Linked DNA regions of Mus musculus: region 2 is linked to region 1. The links are chromatin contacts, found by Hi-C or POLR2A ChIA-PET in ENCODE. All regions are on one chromosome and are shown on one strand. Each heading gives the region's core, a stretch centred on a gene start or an enhancer-like site at or near the end of the contact. The rest is flanking DNA. Distances are from core to core; before and after follow the strand shown. Region 1 holds the start of Hpse (heparanase). Region 2 holds the start of Helq (helicase, POLQ-like).

Region 1 (3,901 bases), core at 299-2,798:
TTGGACTACCAGACCCTTAGCCATGGGGATGAATCTGTGTGAGATCTGCAGTGATGCCAGATAGTGTGGGCTTGGACATGCGATCGAAGTCTAGGCCTTTGACAATGGTGACAGAATGGGCTGGTGAAGATGTAGTCAGCTGAGTGTGGTGGCCCTCAAGAGGCAGGGAGATCAAAAGTTCAAGGTCAGCCTTCAATAGTGGTTACACAATGTCAAAAACAACAAAGGACGTGGTCATCTCTGGAGGCTCCCAAGTTTAGAAGGCCTATGACTGTGCCTGAGCCTTTCATCTTGGGGACAGTCTGCACTCACGGAACAGGGGCCAGAGATGTGGTTCCTGCAGTTGATGAGGCAGCCTCCGCTCTGCACCCTCATCTTGGAGAATCGTGCCTCTATGGTGTTTTTATTAGCATATATTAATTATACATAATAATGGGGTTTCGTCACGACATCTTCAAATGTGTATAAAGTGTATTTTTGGTCATATTCTCTCCTGTCTGTCCCACTGACCTCTATCATTTTCCCAGTCAGTCAGTCAGTCAGTCTCCGGCTCCTTTCTCCATCTCTCTCTCTCCTCCCTCCACTCCTATTCAGTCCAGTCTACCCTCAAACTTGCTACGTTGCTAAAGATCGCCGTTAACTCCTGATCCTCCTACACCTACTTCCCAAGTGCCAGTCTGCAAGTGTGTGCCCATGCCAGGGATTACACAGCTCTGGGGATGGATGCAGGTCTTCTTGCATGCGAGGTACACAGTCCATTAACTGTATCACACCCAGCCCAGTAATGTTTAAATGCTTAAAAGGCAGCAAGATGAATAATGGTTCTTCTCCATAGAGGCTTTTCCTATCTTTTCTTTCTTCCTCTTTTAAATCAAAACTTCCTAACAGAGTTTAAGGGACACCAGCTTACTGGTCTTACACTGAAGCAAAATTCAAAGGCTCCAGACAAAGTGCTAAGGTTTATGACAGCTTCGTTTGTTTTGTTTTTGTTTTCCTCCAAATTTCCACTTCATACCTGGACCTGGCTGGTGCCCAGGCAACAAGCGCTGAGTAAATGAATCAGGAAAAGTCTTTTGAGGGGTGAGTGCACACAGGAGGGAGGCTCCAGAGAGCAAACACAAAGTTGTTTGAGCGAAGAGAGTGGCTGGCCCTCGCGAGTGTGATTGGACAGGCGAGGGGGAGCCGAGGACAGACGAAGGGACAGAACCTAGGGGCTGCACTTACCCCAGGAAGGTGAGGAAGCGCGGGTCGGTGGCCAGGCTGGCGTCGATGGTGATGGACAGGAACGAGGGACTCACGCTTCGGAGCGGCCGCTTGGTGTAAAACTCCAAGTCTACCACGTCGTCGGTCGGCGCGGTCCCCGCGGGGGCGCCCTGGGCCAGGGCACCGAGCGGCCCCCAGAGCCACAGCAGCAGCAGCCTCAGCATCCCACCTGGCTGGACCGCCCGCTGCCGGGAGAGCTGGGGCAGCCGGCGCGCTGGCTCAAGCCCCCTGCAACCGGTCCTGCTTCGCCTCTGGCGCCAGGACTCAGTACCCTCCCACAGCGCTCCATCCCTCCCACCCCTCCCGGGAGTCCCTCCCTAGCGCCCTCCCCTCCCCGCCCTCCCCTCCTCGCTCTCTTTCATTTCCGTGCTGGCTTTCCCCTCCGCCGCGGTCACGTCCACTTTTGAAATCATCCACACCCATCCAAAGGGTGCGGAGGTGGCCAGAATCCAAGATCCTCGGAGGCCTGGGGAGGGAGCGCCCGGGAGCCGCGCAGGGGTGGGACCAGCTTCCTGGTGTCCTGCGCACTCTGTCACCTTTTCTAGGTCCCATCCATTTGGCGCCAGGACTAGACCCTGAGTTAAAAGCCCCGGTTGAGGGTTCAGCCAGACCCTACCCCGACTCCCTTCTGCCTTAAGACACTGGTCACTTGAGCCTGCCCAAATCTGACCGAGCTAGGATGTCCTCTGCCCAGGATCTCAGGTATCTCTTTGTCGCTTGAAAAACCTGATCCGAGCATTGGCTAAAATGCAACTAGAAATCGGTCCTTGCACGGGGGTGGTGGTGATGGTGGTGGGGACCCTGTTTTTAAAGCAGTATTATGAAAACAGTATTTGGGAGAGCCTGCCTAAGAGTTGCTCTGAGGCTTGGCCAACCGCTAAAACCCAGCAAGAAGCCCCCAAGCAACTACCCTTGGAATCCTGAGCAACCCCTCCCCCAAACCCATCTTTTGCGGTTGCTGCAACTTTTGTTTTCCCTTGACATTTTACACTGGTATATAATGATAGCAAACAAGTGCTGAAGCTTGTGTGTGTGTGTGTGTGTGTGTGTGTGTGTGTGTTACCATGAAAGAAGCTTGAACCATGCTACACACACACACACACACACACACACACACACTCACACACACCAATCTGCCCAAGCATCAGCGCTAGCTGAACTCAGGTGTACAAGGCCAAGCAGATGGCAGCCTGTCTCTGCTGCTTTGCAGTCCCCTTGAGGAAGCTTTCCTGAGCTTCCAGGCAGCTGAGGCTCCCCAGTGTGAGGTCTCACCACACATTTCACATAGCACACACAGCAAGCATCCTCCCAGTATCCTCCATGTTAGAACTGTCTACACTTGTGATGTTGCTCATTGCTTGCTCACCTTATCTCTGGGCTTAAAAAGTCCTCCGAAGCAGAGATGGGGCCTGTGGGATACCCATGGCAGAGATGGGGCCTGTGGGATACCCATGGCATGCTCATACGTGGTACTGTGCTTGGTCTTTAGTAGGTAATCCATTCATATTTACTGAGTAAGCCAATGACACTTACATTTTTCCGTTTAGATTGCACCAACAGCAAAGCAATAAATAATAACGAATTTTTAATGAAATGTATATCTAATCTGCACCCATCTGTCTGTCTGGGTGATTTAAAAATTACCTGCCTAGTTAATGCTTTGACCTGCATTGAGTTGATATGCTATAGCCATAGGATGTAAAAAGAAAATTGTCATGGTAACAGACAACTGTCCAGGGTGTATAATCTTATGGAAGGGGGACTCAGATGATGGGGCCTTTTCCCATCTGTGTTGTGACATGATTTCACCTGTCACCTCCCTCCCAGTGTCATGGCGTGAAGCTATAGCAATTCCTTTGGAGTATTTGGGTGTTTTGGAAAGGAGCTCACTGCAAGCTCTCCATGTCCCCCCATTTCTGACCTCCTGAGATGTGAGCACGTAGGGTCTCCAGGCGAGTTGCTAACAGGAAGCAGAGGCAGGATTGGCTCATGATGATTTCCTGACTAGATCTCAGGTCTGGCTCCAGACTCTCAGTTGCTTTGTCCTATTATGCCAGAAAAGACGATATAGGCACACAGCAGGGAGAGAGATGTGGTCACATTCAGAGAAATTGTCACCTCAGATACTTTATAATAGGACGTGTGGAATATTTGTAGCAAGGTACATGTCACCTGGATTTTGATAAAGTCCCTGGCTTGCACTAGTAGTTTGAAGTCTCGAAGCAGTTGTTACTCATTTTTGTTTGTTTGTTTGATTGTCTAGCTGGTTGGTTTTTCAAGACAAGGTTTCTCTGTGTAACCCTGACTGTCCTGGAACTCACTCTGTAAGCCCAGGCCATGCATGTGCCACCACCTGACAATTATTTTTGCTTTTGAGACAGTGTCACTGTGCTACCCTGGTTGGCCTGAAGCTCATGACAAGGGTGGCCTGGGACTCACAGATCTGCCTGCCCCTGCATCCTGAGTGCTGGGGCTCAGGGCTTGCTGTGTTCTGCTTTGCTCGGCCTTAGACAAGGCTTTTAACTTTGAAGAGCTTTAAGATCATCTGACAGATGGAGGTACTCAGGCATAGCTCAAAGTTCTCTTATCTTTTTAGTTAACTGACTTCAGTATAGGAGACACGCCCGGCTCCATTCAC
Region 2 (4,375 bases), core at 1,131-3,630, 79 kb after region 1:
TTAACGCAACTGATACTCTTGCTCATTCGAGATCAGAGACGGAACCAGGGAATCACCTGCTTCCACTGATTTGGTTTAATACTCTAATACTATTTGAACTATAAATTTGGTTTCCTTTTTATACAAAGCATTACCATATAGCTTTTTGATTCCTTTCAATTGAACGTAAAGATCTCTCACTTTGCTGGGTAGCGAATAAAAAGGACCAAGATCATCTGACGGTGACTCAATGGCTTTCTTGGCGACGCTGATCTCCTCAGACAGGAGCGCCTCTCTGAGGTGTTTACTCCTGGGAAATGCTGGGGTCTGGGCCCTGGCATTCCCAGCCATGGTACTTTTCAGATGGTCTTTCAGACTTTTTCTCCTGCTTGACTCTGAAGCAGCTCTGACGTTAGAGAAGTCATTATTTGGCTCGGGTTGCTCTGTGTGGCTGGAGACCAACTCTTCATGTGATGACTTCTGTGGGTCCCCATTTGTCTTCTTAGTGCACGGATCGCCCAAAGCTTCTGGTGAGTTCTGCGGATTTTCAAAGTATAAAATTTGAGAAGAAGGCACATCAAACGAAAGATCGCTTCCAGGTTCTGGTTCAGCAGGGACATCTAGGTGACTCTGCTTCTGGCCGTGCTCACTAGTTTCCGGGTCAGTGAGGTTGATTACAGTAGTAACTCTGAGGTTGTTTTTGAGGCCTGCTGAACAAAGGTCTTTGGTGCCAGAGTCTGCATCACGGTCCCCACATTCAGGCAGTTGCATATATCTCTGTTCCAGGTCATCAACGTGAGCTAAGAAGGAACTTTCTGTAAAGCTGTCATAGTCACCAAACATGTCCTCTTCGCTGTCATTTTCCTGTAAGGAAACAAAGATACATACATGAATTCCATCCTCATTTTAAAAAAACAAATGTCCCAGCAAAGGACTATCCCAATGATATCACTATATGCAAATTATCCTCTGAATACATATTATCATCACCAAACAAAAGAAACAAGTCCAGAGAGTTGCTCTGACTTGCCTAAACAGTACTGCTGGCTTATTATGGGATATCAGGATGCTAAGAAACATTTTTTTAAAAGTCAGAACAGGATCTCACCTTACTGAGGCTACACACTCCTGATCCTCCTGCCTGTTTCCTGAATGCCTCACCATGCCTGGTTTTAGGAGGTGTTGGGATCAAACCCAGGGTGTTGGGCATTCTAAGCAAACATTCTGTCAACTCAGATACATCCCCCAAGGGGTGATACTGGAATTCTAAATTATTTATTCTGGTGCTGCCATGTGAGCCCAGGGCCTGCCCCAGGCTCCGCTGCTGAACCTAACCGCCCAGTCTTTGGCATTTTAATTCTTAAACCTATGCTAAAGCACTTAAGAATGAAAGAACAGTAACTCTCTCCAAGATTCAATAGATGCTTCTGATAACTGTGGTAATTCCGGCCCAGGCACTAACGTAGAAGCTGGTCTGCTACAAAATCATGATTGTGCCATTAGACACTACAATGTTCCACTAGACACTACAATGAAATTCTGTTCTGAACTTGGAATTGAGACAGTCATGTGCACACTCATGTATGGTGGCTTACAGAACAGAGATGTAAACTGGGAGGTGATAATTATTTATTGAGTCACAACTTTAGTCTCTCAACTTCCCTGGACTCACTTACCGTTGTAAAAGTCTACATAATATGGCTAGTTTAATAACGTAACTAGCAATTAATGGGTCATCAATAAAAATGTTTTATCAGTAAAGTAGAGCCGAGCCATTTGGAAGGCTAGCTTTCTCTCTGTCAAGCCAGTTAATTGCCCCGTGAATACTTTTTATGACAGGGGATGGAAGGAGCATGTAGGTTTGACATCTACCTAGAAGTCGGGGGTTTAAGCAGTGTCTCCCAAGTGATGGAGATAAAAGGATAACAAAGGTGAGAGAGCGAGCTAAGGCTACTCATGATGTGCACCTGGGAAGAAGGCGGTTTCACCTCCCGCGCAGCCGTGCCCGGGGCGGGACACGCGGTTGCCACCGCAGCCCCTGGGATGACAGGACCGGGCGAGTCAACGGGGATGCGGGGACTCAGCAGGGCTGTACCTGGGCGTGCTCCGGGCTCCCGGTTTTCCGGCGGCGGCTCCCGGCTGCAGCTTCGTCCTCCGTGTCCTCGGCAGGCTGGAGCTCGGCCGGGGTCGGGGAGGCACGGAGGTTCTCCAGGTTGCCGCGGTTCCTTTTGCGGACAGACACCCGCCGGCGGATGCGGGGACAGCCGTCCTCCATGACAACGGCCCAGAGTCCCTGCGACAGCCGCCCTGGGTGCAGCCCGGAGCCGGTGGCGCCGTTCTGGAGACAGCAGGTGACCCAGCATCAGCTTTCCATCCCTCAGCAGCGCAGCCCCGGGTCACGTGACTTCCGGCCCGGGAAGCGCGGGAAGATAAAGGTGCAGTGCATTGAAACCCGGGCCGCGTTCGCGCCGGAACCTTTGCGTCGAATCCCGGGCAGACAGGGGAAGAGCACCAGAAAGGACCTGTCGGGGCGCTTAGGGAAATAGAAAGGAAGAGGAAGGGCGGAGAACCATGGCCGCTCTGGTTGCTCTGTGCAGTGGTATAGGGAGGAAGAATTTGACAACCGCGGCTGGCTGCTTCACGGATCGCGGAACTCAAGCAGGTAAAACGTCCGGCATAGCATTATAGCCGCTGATTGTCGGTGGGGTCCTCGCCGTTAGCAAAATGACTATTTCAATAGAACTAGGTTTGAGATAAGTGGGAGGCTCGAGTCATCGTAGACTAGTTTCCTAGAGCTGAAGAGGACTTTGAGGTGTAGTCAACCACTTTACCCCGTTACTTATTCACTTTACAAAAACCTATCGCCCCGACTCCTCAATAAGACTTTCTGGACACTTGTTGGCTGTGGTTCTCTTGCATCTGTTTCCATCCGCTGCTTGGACGAAGCCTCTCAGGAAACAGTTATGCTATCTAGGCTCCTGTCTCCAAGGTGTAGTCAACTCTTTTTTTGTTTGTTTGTTTTATGCTTCTTTGTCAATGTCTTGAATCTTTTTATTTCTCCTTTGGAATGACAGTACCATTCTGTTGTTTCTGTACATATTTGAATTTCAATCCGTAACTGTAGAAATGAGAAAGAATTTATAGGAGAGGAAGTATATATGTCCTTTATCCAAAGCCTTTGGAACCGCTCATTTTGAGTCCTATTATGTCCCAAATCTAACAGGTTGCTAACTAATCATTGAAAAGAATGTTTGATATTGTGCCCTTTGATTATCTAGCATCTTTAAAAACGTAAATCTTGGTTAGATATGCAGCGAATGAAAACAATTGTGTTGTCGCCATTTTCTCTTTAGTTTCTGTGATTTGGAGACGATGTTTTTCACAGTTTGAACAGGTAACCAGCAATGAGGACCTGGTAAGATTTCGTTTTCTTTTTTTAAAGAAGACATTATTTTATTATTTGTATGTATGTGGGGGAGGGGAGTTGTGGAAGCCAGAAGAGGGCATTGGATTCTCCTGGAGCTGGAACGAGGTGGTCGTGAGCCACTGGGTGTGGGTGCTGGGATTCAAACCCTGTACTTAGTAACATTAGGGAGTACTTTTAACCACTGACACCTATCCAGCCCCAGGTCCCCCTCCCCCCATATTACTAATTCATTTCCAAATTCAGCCTAATTTTTAATATTTGGAATTCAATTATAGGACAAAATAATGGTTATCTTTTATTGACTATAGTCACTTGTGTTTTGTAGAGAATTCCTAGATTCAGTCTGTAATGTATTCTTCTTCATAGATATTAAATATAAGGATACATGATTTGAGAATATCTAAATATAGCTTCGGTGGGTAGGATAATTGTAGGTAATAGAAACCTGACAGGCTACCTTGATAAAAGATCCAAATTCAAGTTTTACAGTAAGACATTCAACTAGTTGCTTCTTAACTATAGGTGTATTTTTATGGGTTTCAAGTGTGAACAGGGATGTGGGAGCCTAATCACAGCACACGAGAATTTAGCTGGAGCTGAGAAGGAATACAGCTTATATTCAAGGCAAGCTAGATATGGTGGTATACACGTACTGTGACAGCACTTAGGAAGCTCTGAGGCAAGAGGAGCTTGTGAGTTGGATACATCCTGGACTACAACAAAACCAATCACTGTTGTGTCTTTTGGCTAAAATCAAGTGTAAAAACCCAAAATCTTAAAAGATTATGTTAGATACCAAAGCAGTTGTCTAAACACATGCGACTCCACCTTAGTCATCTAATTCATGCATCATACTTTAAAATAAAGGAAATTTACATTTCCTTTTTTAGGTCATGTGACTAATGAAAATTCTGTTTCTTTCCCACAGAAAAATTCGGTCACCCAGTCATACTCCTTTATCACAATTAA

The links. Hi-C counts contacts between places; a loop is a spot of excess contacts on that map. ChIA-PET counts read pairs that join two places held with the same protein, here RNA polymerase II (POLR2A).
Region 2: a loop to region 1 is called in a map of v-Abl transformed pro-B cells, with 2.3 times the contacts of the local background. The contact joins the promoter of Helq here to the promoter of Hpse in region 1. A Hi-C loop is called at or near these places in 2 of 37 maps with a recorded cell type or tissue (both v-Abl transformed pro-B cells). POLR2A ChIA-PET finds 5 or more read pairs at or near these places in 1 of 5 experiments (Patski).

Annotation. Positions count from the first base shown.
Region 1 is chr5:100,718,168-100,722,068 of GRCm38, forward strand. It overlaps Hpse (heparanase), which reads right to left and starts at 1,549. Exons shown (of 12, transcript NM_152803.5): 1 at 1,225-1,549. The coding sequence starts at 1,427.
Region 2 is chr5:100,796,220-100,800,594 of GRCm38, forward strand. It overlaps Helq (helicase, POLQ-like), which reads right to left and starts at 2,381. Exons shown (of 18, transcript NM_001081107.1): 1 at 2,075-2,381; 2 at 135-843. The coding sequence starts at 2,254. Mrps18c (mitochondrial ribosomal protein S18C) reads left to right here and starts at 2,540. Exons shown (of 6, transcript NM_026826.1): 1 at 2,540-2,641; 2 at 3,333-3,394. The coding sequence starts at 2,551.